Regions from separate parts of the Mus musculus genome. Here region 1 is linked to region 2. The links are chromatin contacts, found by Hi-C in ENCODE. All regions are on one chromosome and are shown on one strand. The core of a region is the stretch at or near the end of the contact, and the rest is flanking DNA. Distances in the headings are between cores, read along the strand shown. Region 1 overlaps Ablim1 (actin-binding LIM protein 1). Region 2 overlaps Add3 (adducin 3 (gamma)).

Region 1 (6,082 bases), core at 1,920-4,419, 3.9 Mb after region 2:
TGTGTGCCTGTGCAGAGAAAACAGGAGAAAATATAGACCACACATTTTATAGGGTGAAATGTATGTGATCCTGAGCCCCATATCTGCAAACGCTCTGAAACATGCCCCTGGCATCAGAGACCAAACTCTCCACAGGCTGGGAACTGGGGCTGTGGGTGACTATGGGGCACTTGCTCCACTTTACGCCAGCGCTGGCAGACTGCTGTGCAAGCTCTGGCCGACCCTCTCTTTTTGCCAGTAAAGCTCTGCCAGATGTAGCCATGTCTGTTTATTTACATGGTATCCACCCGGCTTTGGCCCTGATGAAGGTTTGACAAGGAGAGATGGAGTGAGGTCTGAAGGCTGGAAGGGTTTCCTAACTGCCCATCTCAGAAAGTCACCCAGCCTCTCTTGACTCTGTGAGATGCACTCAGTCACATATTTGTGTTGCTTTACAGTCTTGTTGGTTTTGACACATGGTTTCTCTCTGTGCAAGCCTCCGAATCACAGCCTCTGCACTACCCTCCAGTGATGGGATTATAGCCCACGTTGATGTGACTTCAGATTCAGCAGGACTCCAATTAGTCAATGGCCATGCCTGGGGTGACACTAAATACCCATTCTACAAGACTTTTTTTCTTAAAAAATTTTGAGGTTGTAATTTAATTACATTTATCCCTTATCTTTTCTTCTTCTAATCCTCCCATATAACCACCGCCCCCCACTTCAAATCTATGGCCCCTTTTAAAATTAATTGTTGTTATATACATAATATATTTGTGTGGACATTTCTATTTTTAAATATAGTTTTTCTGTTCATATAAAGTTACTTGTATGTATGTTTTCAAGGCTGATCATTTGGCACTGGACAACCAACTGGTGTGTTCTTTCTTCCCTGGGGAAGAACACTTCTCCTCTCCCGGTTTTCCTCAGTTGCCTACAGTTCTTTGCAAGGCTGAGACCTCGGGGGCTTTTTCCTGTTCACTGCTGTCATCTCTGTCCAGCTCATGTTTGGATAGTCACACTGGTGAGACTTTATGGGTGTAGCTCCTGACATTAGCAGGAGATGTTCTCACAGCAAGCTTCTGCAGACTCTACATGACTTTAAAAACAACTGCTCGAAGCTGATTAGATGGTGACTAGGGTGCTTGTACCATCCCTGGGAATCTCCCAGGACGCACACGAAGACTCAGATGCTTCAAGATGGCGGATGAGGAGAGGTGATAAGAAAGGTTCTTAAGTGAAGATGTTCTGAAGTCAAGGTTTAAGCAAAAGTTGAATGCCCTCTAGGCTTTCTGCAGTGAGCTCCTCTCAACGCCCAGCATTGTGTATCCACACCATGGCTTAGATATCCTGGGAGACTATGGTGGGAGTTGTGTTTATTTATACAGTGAGTAGACAGGTCATTAGGGTGGGCAGCTTGGGAAGGGGAGAGAGGAGAAAGCCCTGAAGTGTAGCGTTCTGAGGTCAGCCCTGGCTCTGAGCCGTGCACTGCTTCCTTAGCCGGGGTTCTTTGTCGAATCACGTGTTTTTCCTGGCTCTTGGTTCTTGGCTCTCTGGAGATTAGACTACATTAAATCCACAAAACTTCTCTGGTCTGATACTTCTACAGGTCCTGAGCAGAAATCATCTTGGACTCAGAGATGGATGTAAGGAAGCCATTATTCGGGCTGCAACAAGGTTAGGTCCAGGAACAGACAAGCCACAATGTTTCAATTTCTGATAGCCCAGGTTGGCATAAATAAACTGAGACCATACAAGATCTCAAATATCAAACGAGGCTGCCTGGGGTGTCAGGAGCAGACAAGTGAACTCAGAAACCATTTCTAATGGCATTATGCATGGTTTCAGTTCAACCACACTTTACAAAGTGTATTTATTAGTGAGTACACAGAAGCTAAAAAGAAAATCTCACTTCTGATTTTTTTTTTGTTTCTGTGGTATAAGCTAGGAAGCTGCTCTAATATTGAGCTACACTCTTAACCCTGATTTTTAACTTTTTACAACTTCTCAGATAGCCCTGGAGTATCTTGCATGTCCTTCTGACTCCATATTTACTTGGAGCCAATGAAATGGCTTAATTGGTTCATGTTTGTTTGTTTGTTTGTTTGTTTTGTTTTTTGTTTTTTTTGTTTTTGTTTTTTTGAAGGAAAGAGAAGCTGGATTGGATAAGACATCAGGCTCACATACAGATTCCTCAATACACGCCACAGTAAGCAGTCTTTGTTTTCTCTCTGGTCCTCTCAGAAACTGGCAGGAGCCTCCTGAGAGACATTCCTAGGCATTCATGAACTGCCTGGCCCCACCATCCTGACGACCATACCTCCCACCCAGGCACAAGGGAACCAGCTAGGCTAGTCCTGATCATGGGTGAAACTTGGTTAGTTGCCAAGCACCTTGATACCAAAGACCAGCCTGACAGGGTAGTCACCTCTGCTCTATTCATATGTCAGAAGATCCTTCTGTTAGACAAGAGACCTGTGCCCCCCCCCCCGCGCCCCCCCCCCCAGCCAGCATGTACTGCCGTCTCCAGCCTGAGAGACCAGTGGGCGTATATACCTCTCCTGCTGCAGTCCCTGTACCTCTCCTGCTGAGGTCCCTGAGCCTGCAACAAAAAAATGCCTGCCTCAACTAAACTCAAAGTCAGAGCTCAAGGCAGCTCTGAACATGAAACCCACAGGTTGGCAATAGGTTCTGCTCCTGTGTCCACCTGAGCCACACAACACACCTGACCACACGCATCACAAAGACTGGTCCGGGAGACATAGGACATGAAGAAGAATGCCATCATGACCATGATATTAGGCCTCTTCTTTGTCTTTTCTATGCAAAATTCCTACCTATGGCCACCATGATGTCTCTCCCTGGTACAAACTTGACCTTAGTAGGAAAGTGTGGTGTTAGGATTAACCAAAGGGCTTTAGCACAACCACGGAACTTAGTAGCTGGTGAACTTCATTACTAACACATTTGTCATGTGAGAAAGTAAGAGCAAAGTGCTCATCACACCTGCAGGAGCTGACTGAATCCCAGCCCACGTGAAGAGACAACGTGATGGGATGCATGCTCTTACAATCTCGGCACTGGGAAGCTGAGACAGGAGCTTGCTGGTTGGCCAGTGTAGACCACTTAGTGGGCCCCAGGTCCCAGTGGGAGACTGTGCCTCAAAAACCAGAAACAAAGTAGATGACTCCCAAGGGAATGACCTCGAGGTTAAACTCTGAAACAGGCACACAGACAGACAGACACAAACACACACACACGGGGGAGGGGTGAGGGAGGCAGACAGACAGACAGAGGTCGAGCAGCAGGGCTCAAATCATCTATGGAATGCTATTAGTATAAGAGGATGCTTTATGACAGACTAAGTACACGTAGACATGCCATGGATAACACACTCTATAGAAAGCTTGTATTTACATTTACAATGCTGTGAACAAACACTATTTATTAGCCCAAATGATAAATAAGAAAAAGGAAGAGACAGCATTTTTAGGTTCTATTTACTTGGTCAAGGCATGGCAGACCTTTAAGTCTAGCATGGGCCCTGATGAGGGTCAGCATACTTTTCCTTGTTTGTTTGTTTTTAATTATTATTTTGTGTGCCACCGTGCATGTGTAAAAGACAGAGGACAACTTGACAAAGTTTGTTCTCTTCTACCATGTGCATCCCAGGGATGCCTTCAGGCTTGGTGGCAGGTACAGGTGGCAGGTGGCTTGGTGGCAGCTGAACCATCTTGCCAACCCTAGTTTACTTATTTATGGCCATAGAGTTGGTTAAAAAAAATTCACGAGACATACCTATAAAGTACCATGGCGATAAGAGTGAATTAATGATGACAGCCATCATCTTTAATTAGATATTCCTGCCCTCAGGAACTTGACGGAGAGGAAGACTGGTGTGTGATCTGGTGTCCGAGATAGGATTAACTGATTGGCATCATGTGCAAGGTGAGCTTGCCACAAGAAGAAAAGCATCCAAGGATGCATGTCCTGGAAAGTCCATGAGGTGACAGACGAGCACTTGACAGGTTATTCTTGCAGCCTTCTCTCTCATCCATCTGTCCATCCATCCATCTGTCCGTCTGTCTATCCAACCAAACCCCCATTTACCCATCCAAGTGCCCACTCAGCCACTTGCCAACCTCTGTACTTTAGCTCCTGGTGCAAGGATGGATGGCACCAATACTTGATTACGTGTTTCAGTAGCTAACAGTAAACATGACGCAAACACAGAAGAATTTCAGATAATGGGAGGAAAGGGCTCCAGGGAGAAATAAACAAGGCCAGGGGACAGCAGATGGCCTGGGGGCACCGTTGGGCTAGGTGCCCAGGGAGTATGCTCTGGGGACTAACAGGCAGGTGAAGTAGGATTTTGATCTCTGCTGAGAGACTCTTCCATGCAGAATGGAGAGGGTGCAGAAAGACCCAGGATGGGAAAAGCACGCACACGCTTGAGGGACAGACAGAAGCTAACAGGGCAGGAATAGACCCAAGGTTGCCTGTGAAAACCAAGATAAGGGATATTGATAGGCTTGCGCAATTCTGTAGTTCAGAGGCAAAACCAACCCAGCAAAGCAGGCTTTTCCCCTTATGTTTTAAAATTCTTCTCAAAACACAAAGGAAACCTGGATATCTCTACCCTGCCCCGTTGGCGATTTAAACTTCGTTATGTAAGAGCCGGTGTCTTTCATCCAGTGCCAGACTAGATACATTTGGCATCCTTCACTAGCTGCCAAAACAAAGCAGAAGGCTGGCTTAAGTTCCGATAGGGGATGTTCTGAGCTTCGCCAAACACATTTCTCTATCTTTTCAAGTGTGTTTATTTGGACAAGGTATACAGACATAGGCAGGAATGCAAGGAGCCAGCTCAGTAGAACTTCAACAATTGAAGAAAAGTCCTAGTTAGCAGAAAGGGAAGATGAAAGAGGGTTTGAGTGTTAGCAAGCTTCTGCTTCAACTGAACTGTAGGAGTAAAAAAATGGCCAGGACTCGAACCAGCTGTGTGGAGAGACCACAATCCTGTGCTTGCCAATATCTCTGCAGGTGCGGTGAAGGATAAAGGCACCAGTGTGTGTGTGTGTGTGTGTGTGTGTGTGTGTGTGTGTGTGTGTGTGTGTGTGTGTGTGTGTGTGTGTGTGTGTGTGTGTGTGTGTGTGTGTGTGTGTGTGTGTGTGTGTGTGTGTGTGTGTGTGTGTGTGTGTGTGTGTGTGTGTGTGTGTGTGTGTGTGTGTGTGTGTGTGTGTGTGTGTGCGCGTGCGTGCCTTCACTGCGGTCCCTCTCCTGGGGCTGCTCTGAGCCTTTCTGGCTTCAGGCAGAGACAGATTGGAAGCCCAAGAAATAAAAATCAATCTTCTAGCTTCAATAGTTTGAAACTAGTTTAATTCTTTTTTTTTTTTTTTTTTGGTTTTTCGAAACAAGGTTTCTCTGTGTAGCCCTGACTGTCCTGGAACTCACTCTGTAGACCAGGTTGGCCTTGAACTCAGAAATCCGCCTGCCTCTGCCTCCCAAGTGTTGGGATTAAAGGTGTGCACCACCACTGCCGAGCTTGAAGTTGCTTTTTAAAAATATTTTTAAAAAACTTCTCTGTGCCTCTCTGTCTGTCTCTCTCTCTCTCTGTCTCTGTGTGTGTGTGTGTCCCCGTGTCCATGAAGGCCTGGAGAGAGCACTGGTCCTTGGGAGCTGTAGTTACAGGCAGTTGTGACCACCTCATATGGGTGTTAGAAACTAAACCTGGGACCTCTGGAAAAGCAGCGAATGCTGTCAACCCCTGAGCCATCGCTCCAGTCCCTAAGTCAACTCTGAAGTGCGAGACCCAGAGTCCTTGCGGTTGAGTCCTTGCGGTTGAGTGATGTAACCACAATCTTCTACTAGTTTTGAGTTTTGCCTTCTGCGTGCAGTGCCGTCACCTATGCATAAAGATGACAAACAACTGCCTGTATCACTTCTGAGACTTAGAGATCATTTCTTTTGTCAAAACTTCTAATTTTTCCTCTTGCTTGTTTAGGCATCTGATGTGTGAATTTTTCTCTATGTTTACATCATGGTAATACCTGTCTTTCCTGGTCATGAAGACTCCTGAAGACTATTTATGTATCTACAG
Region 2 (6,531 bases), core at 1,521-4,020:
GGAAAGAACAAGTGCAACCCAGCGCTCAGAAAGAACTGGAAAGGGTGAGGTCGTTCAGCGGCAAGTCTCAGCATCTGAAAACTCTGGAGGGCTAGATGAGGTGGTAGAGTCCAGAAGCTTCCCGGACAGCCCAGGTTAGCAAACAGGCATTAAGCCTTGGGGACAATTGTATACGGGCAGATAAAAGTTACTATTACATAAAAAAGTAATTTTAATGAACAGAATTTTAAAAACTTGTTATGTCCTAATTTTATCATGGAAGTACCCTTATGTACTTCATGTGTGCTAACACATCCCATGGTGACTATTCGGTCATCCCTTTGAGTACACCAGATGTTGCACAGAGACTGCAGAAAGGGCGAGCTTCCTGGCCCTCCACAGAGCGTGCGCATGAGCCTCCGCAGCGAGGAAGAACAGTTGCTGTTGTCACTAGCAAGTGACTCACTCACACTCAGAACACTGTCCTGTATCAAGGGACCTCTCTCCTTTGGTGTGCTGAGATCAGGAGAATGGAGAGGATGTTTTAATTATGTGTTTCCTAAAATTGGGCACTGTGCTCTAGGACTCAGCATGGGTTTTCTGTGGCATAGCCAGAAGCTTAAAATACTGACACAAGTATTTAGTCCCAGCACTTGGAAGGCAGAGGCGAGTGGATCTATGCATTTGAGGCCAGCCTGGTCTACAGAGTGAGTTCCAGGACAACCAGGGCTACAGAGAGAAACCTTATCTTGAAAAACCAAAAAATAAAAATAGGTTAAAAATGAAGCTGCAATCTGTGTTCACCCCAAGGTTTTCGTTTTAATGGTGGCTGCAGCAGTGGAACTTTCGTTTTTAAGACTGTTATCTGCATTTTCATTAAAGTCTGGACACTGCTCTGATGAGTCCCACACAGTGATCACATGAAAGAGAACAAACTTGTTTCTGAGCCCTGTGAAGGCAGAGGCTCGTTCCCCAGGATGCCACCAACACAAAACTGTATTCCTGGCATTCAATAGAAAATATAAGTATACTCGCTAAAATGAAAAATTTAAATAGTTTTAAAAGAATCTAAACTGAAGCTAAAGTATTGATGAAATGTATGTGTGCATGTGTAGAAAATTTGAACCCATATAATCAATTTTAAAAGGTATAGATTTGGGCTGGAAAGACACATCATCTCAGAGCACACTGGCCTCCTGTTTCAGATGATCCGGACTCAGTTCTCAGCACCCACATGGCAGCTTACAACTGCTGTAGAGTCCTCTTCTAGCCTGCATGGGCAACAGGCACACACATGGTACACGGCCACACATGAAGGTAAAGCACCCAGACACTTAAATAAAATGTAAAAAAGATAGTGTTTCATGTTTTTAAAAAGCTGAAGGGAGTAGGAGGGAGATGAGAGTAGGAATTGTGTATGGTTAAAGGCATGTTATGTGCATGGATGAAATTATCTAGGACTTTAAAAATACATAGAAACCTTGCGTGACTATAATGTAGAATTACTGGTGTTGATCCCTTCAAGCGTGTTTGTGCTTGAGATGAAGTGGCCTCCCCCTGAGGCGACTGTTCAAGTCTGTGCTGTCTCCCCCTTCAGGAAACTTTATATACACTCTTTTTCTTTTTCTTTTTTTTTTTTTCTTTTTGTCATTTCCACCTTGCTATGAATTAGGAAGTTATCACTTTTCTATGAAAAGGAAATGTCCCAGCAGTTCTGGCACTTGCTGCGAAAGAGGATGATCTTGGAACAGCCTTTTCTTCCTGCCATGTATCCCATGCTGCTGCTCCTTCCCCGTGCTGCTGCTCCTTCCCCGTGCTGCTGCTCCTTCCCCGTGCTGCTGCTCCTTCTTGCCTTGTTGTCTGTGAGTCGGTGACTTCGTTTTTCGGGGCTAGCTGTTTGTGTATCAGATCCACACTGGTGCGTCCTGCAAGGACTCGTGCAGTAGTGGTCTGCTGCACTCTGAGGTAAAAAGGGAGTTGGGAAAGACACTGAAAGAAGAAAGAAGTATTTACAAGTATTTTTAAGGCATTTCCTTAAAAAATGTCCACAACTCTGTGTCTTCTAAGCCTGCCTGTTTGTGCACACGACTGTTTCCTGTGTGTGTGTGTGTGTGTGTGTGTGTGTGTGTGTGTGTGTGTGTGTGATCACACTCCTGCCCATGCACTTGGGGTCTTTATGCACGCAAGCAGATTGTTTCTAGTATTCTAAATTCCTTCTAAAGGGGCGCTGAGGAGTACTGGTCTATATCACTATCAGTTATCGCTGGCCTGGCGTGAGCACCTTTTGCACGTGTTGCTCTGGTGCCTAGAACACTGTGTCAGTGTTTCTTTGCTTGAGTGACTTTTCTTTGAATGTACTGTTGTGGGACATGTGAGTTACAAAGCATTTTAATTCCATTTTAACTCCATTGCCTGGGATCTGGCTCAAGTCTGTGAGTCACGTCAAGGTCTGTGAAGGGCAGAAGGAGAATTCAGATTTCTAAGTTAGACTGTTGCCACGGAAACAACTTGGAGAAGAGGCAGATTATGTAGTGTGTGTCCAAGTATGCATGGAGGAGCTAAAGCTACTTGGCCGTGCTTGCTACCGCCTGTTTGTTCTAATAGCACAGCAAACACACCAGACCCTTGGGGCTCTCTATGTGAGAACAAGGTAACTAGAGGCTACCTGTGGACTTCCTAAAGATTGTCATTTAGAGACTTGCTGATACTTCATCAAAGAGGCCCGTGTGGGCGGACTGCGAAGGCCCAGGTCAGAGGGTGAGTGTGCGGAAGTCGGAAGTGAGGTCAGTAGAGCCGGGGCTTGGGAACAGTTGTGTGTTCAGATGCTGCTTCCTGCCCAGTGAAGAGAAAGTCCTGGAACCTCGCTCGCTGTTGGCTAAAGAGAGGCCTGTACGCTTGACAGGTCGCAGCTGTGTCCTGTGCGTGGTGTGAAAATGTGTTTGCTTCCCTGGTCAGTTAGCTTTTTTGCTTTCCTAATACATTAAAGTTTATTCCAGTGCTTCATGGAGCAAGAGGCTGGATTTGTGCCCAGACAGATGTTAGTATGAACAACAGCTAAATGGTAGGTTGTAGGCACACACTGAATTACAAATGGGGTTTGTGTGTTGTTAAACTTGAATGTGTGTGCGTGTGCGTATTGGTTTTAGTTTTCTCTGTATAGTCCTGGCTGTCCTGGAACTGATATGTAAACCAAGCTGTCCTGGATCTCAGAAATCCACCTGCTTCTGCCTCCTGAGTGCTGAAGTTAAATATTCATTCCATGGCTGGCTTTAAAATTTAATTTATATGTCATATTTTAAAGCATATGTGTTTTTCCCGCATGTATATCTGAGCACCATATGGATGAAGTTCCAGTGGAGGCCAGAGAGGGCATCGGAATCTCTGGAACTGAGTTGTGGAGAGTTGTGAGCCTCCAAGCGATGCTGAGAACTTAATCTGGGTCCTCTATAAGAAAGAGCAGCCAGTGCTCTTCACTTCTGAACCATCTCTACTGAATTTTCTCTTTCTTTTTCAAGAAAATGTTTCTCTGTGTTGCCCTGTCTATCTTGGAACTTGCGCTGTACACCAGGTTAGCCTCAAATTCAGAGATCCACCTGCCTGCCTCTCTCTCTCTCTCTCTCTCTCTCTCTCTGTCTCTCTCTCTGTATATTTCTCTGTGTGTATCCCTCTGTCTCTGTCTCTCTGTATATCTCTCTGTGTATATCTTTCTTTCTCTCTGTCTCTCTCTCTTTCTCTCTCAAAATACAGGGTCTTACTATGTAACCATGGCTGTCCTGGAACTCACTATGTAGACTAGGCTACCTTTGAACTCAGAGATCTGCCTATCTCTGTCTCCTAAGTGCAGGGATTAAAGGCATGCGGCACCATTTCAGTCTTAGAATAAAATCTTAAAACTAAGTCTCAGAAGTACATGGATGCTTTAGGTTAGGCTACTACATACATGGACCTCCATGCCTAGATTATTTCTGTTTTTTTGTCATTTTTTTTGTTTTGCATGTGTGTGTATATGGATATTTTGCCTATATTGTATATCTGTATCACATTTGTGCCTGGTACCCAGAGAGGACAGAAGAGGGTCTTAGATTCCCTGGAACTGAAGTTACAAACAGTTGTGAGCTGCCATGTTTGTGCTGGGGAATGTACCCAGGTCCTCTAAAAGAGCAGCCAGTGGCCTTAACTGCTGAGCCATCATCTCTCCAGCCCTTTTATGTATTATTCTTAACATTGCGTATTTAGCAGTCTATTTGCTCTTGACCTCAGCTCTTCCTCACTGTGACTTTCTTCCCCATTCATCAGATTGTTTTGTTGAATATAGTTCTAAACTGACATTTAATTCTCACAGAAGTTGGAAGTTTTGTTATTCCTCTTTAGTCTTATTTTGAAGTCTGCTACAAGTGTGTCAGTCTCTTGTAGGTGAGATGTGCCTCTGAGCTTCTGATTTGTTCCCAGCCATGTTATCCTTGACTCTGGCTTCCCCTCATCCCCTCTGTTAGTTCTTTTGGAGTTACGCTCTCCGTTTCATAGCGTGTTTGATCTTGTGTTGTTTGCAGTTCTTGGAGAGGAGGACGGGTTTTGTTTTATGCATACTTGTGCTTTGTCGTTCTGAGTTCTGAAGTTGACAGGGTTCTAGCTATGGGAATTCTTAAGCCATCTATCTCTTTGTTATTAATTATCAATTTTCATTACTGAGGATGGCAGAAGGCTGCCCCTGATCGGGTTAGAACCAGTCTGTTTGAGCACAGCACTCTTCTCGAAAGGAGATTGCTTCCATTTTGCAGGCTATGTCAGATTGCCATGGGCAGTCTGAGACAAGATCCTTCTCTTGGCCTAGACTTTTGGACCCCCTGGTCTGTAAATTCCAGATAGAAAGCTAAAAAAGTCCTTGTGGAAGACAGAAGACCTGTTCCAGGGTCTTAGGAAAGCTCCGCCACTTTCCACTCGCTGTTCTCGGGAAGATAGGGGGCAGAAGGCTTATTCACTTCCTGTCTCAGCCATGCCCCATCCGCAGAGCGTCTGGACAGTATGCACTACCATGCCTGCCTCTGTTTCAATTGTTTGCCTGTTTGTTTTAACATTTCCTTTGTCCCTGTGCTAGTAGACACACGTTTGTGAAACTCGGTCTCATTTTGTAAATCAGGCCTCCCTGGGACTTGAGATGCTGCGGCCTCAGCTTGCCTGGGTCTCTGTCATTGCTGACTAGTGATGTGACTCTTCATGACTCCAGCTTCCTGCCGTCATCTTCTTCAACCCTAAATTATTAGTGAATTTTAAAAATTGTTTTTAGTTAACATAAAATAATTATCTAAAACACACATGAAGAAAGAAAGAATTTCTGCATTCCCTCCTCCATTTGTCAGTTAGAAGGATACAGCTCCCAGTTCCTGGCTGTGCCTGAGCCGTTATCCTTCTCTACGGTTTAGGCAGTTTATATTGGGATGCAATTAAATGTCTAGGATTTCTGGAAATGACTTTATAGTCAGACTTATTTTCAGAGCCTGGTTGTGTTCAGAGGTGGAGCACTTGCCTGGGTTCCGTTTCCAGCACTCCTCACCAAATCAAACCAAACCAAACAAAAAGCACTTCTGCCTGACTTGACACCGGAAGAGGTCACAGTCTGCTCTTCAGCGTTAGCGACACTTTTTTGTTTTTAGTCTGAGCAGAGTGTTAGTGCGAGAGCCGCTTCTGCGCTACGTTAAGCATGTTCGTCTGTGTGCACCAACTGCTTCTGCTTCTCAGGTTCAGGTTGACTTCTGTGTCACAGGAAAAGCAAACACTGTTGAATGCCTGGTACCTTTCTCCAGGTCTGTAGACGAATAGGAATCAGTGCTTCCAAGAATGACCAGGGCTGATTAATGTAGTAAGTTGTCCACAAGGAATGAAAAGCTTGAAGTTACCTCCTCACTGGGAACGACCCAAAGCGTCCCTGCTCCCTGACTCTCCTTCTGAGAGTGTAGCAAATGGAAGAACTCAAAGTTGAAGCGGGGGTGGGGTGGGGTGGGAGGGGTTGCTTCCCACAGAAGTCCTTTCTAAAGTTCGTCTTCTAGCCACACAACTGAAAAACAAAAAGTGTAGTAATAGTTGCTTTCCATTCACAGGTTGGTTGGTTGGGATGGTGTGTGTGTGTGTGTGTGTGTGTGTGTGTGTGTGTGTTCCTCTTGTCAGGCACATGGCCTTAGACATACTAAGTAGAACCCTTTCCATGGAACTTCAGGTTTAAAACCAACTCCAAAGGTAGCTTGGGCCTTCTCTACCCACCCTGTTTTGTCACGTGCTGTATTGAAGCTATGGGAATCAGTTAAAAGGAGTGGAGAGAGTCGGTGCAGATTAGCTTGGAGCCCAGCAAAGCCAAGTTCTCCTTATCTTGAAATACATTTTACATGCCTAGCCATCGAGACTTGCTGTTTCTATAAGCTGCCAGATTTAAAATCAGAACCAAAGAGTTGTACTTAACCTAGATACCCCAAATTATTGTCAGTATAACGTATTTGGGCCTTGCTACTTCAAGAATGGCATAGTTCACGGGAGTAAAAAGTTTTATTTTCATGAAATAAT

What was found. A loop is a pair of places that touch in the nucleus more often than their neighbours do.
Region 1: a map of T-helper 2 cell shows a loop between it and region 2 (6-fold over the local background). The contact joins two enhancer-like sites. A Hi-C loop is called at or near these places in 2 of 37 maps with a recorded cell type or tissue (T-helper 17 cell and T-helper 2 cell).

The regions. Positions count from the first base shown.
Region 1 is chr19:57,108,360-57,114,441 of GRCm38, forward strand. The region is part of intron 6 of Ablim1 (actin-binding LIM protein 1); the gene reads right to left. Among named protein-coding and RNA genes, the nearest start is that of Afap1l2, 100 kb to the left of the region's middle. Within about 2 kb of position 3,170, at least 2 of the 3 ENCODE cell types and tissues checked have a DNase peak (open chromatin) inside an H3K27ac peak, as active enhancers do.
Region 2 is chr19:53,178,806-53,185,336 of GRCm38, forward strand. All of the region lies in intron 1 of Add3 (adducin 3 (gamma)), which reads left to right. Among named protein-coding and RNA genes, the nearest start is that of Gm52402, 27 kb to the right of the region's middle. Within about 2 kb of position 2,771, at least 1 of the 3 ENCODE cell types and tissues checked has a DNase peak (open chromatin) inside an H3K27ac peak, as active enhancers do.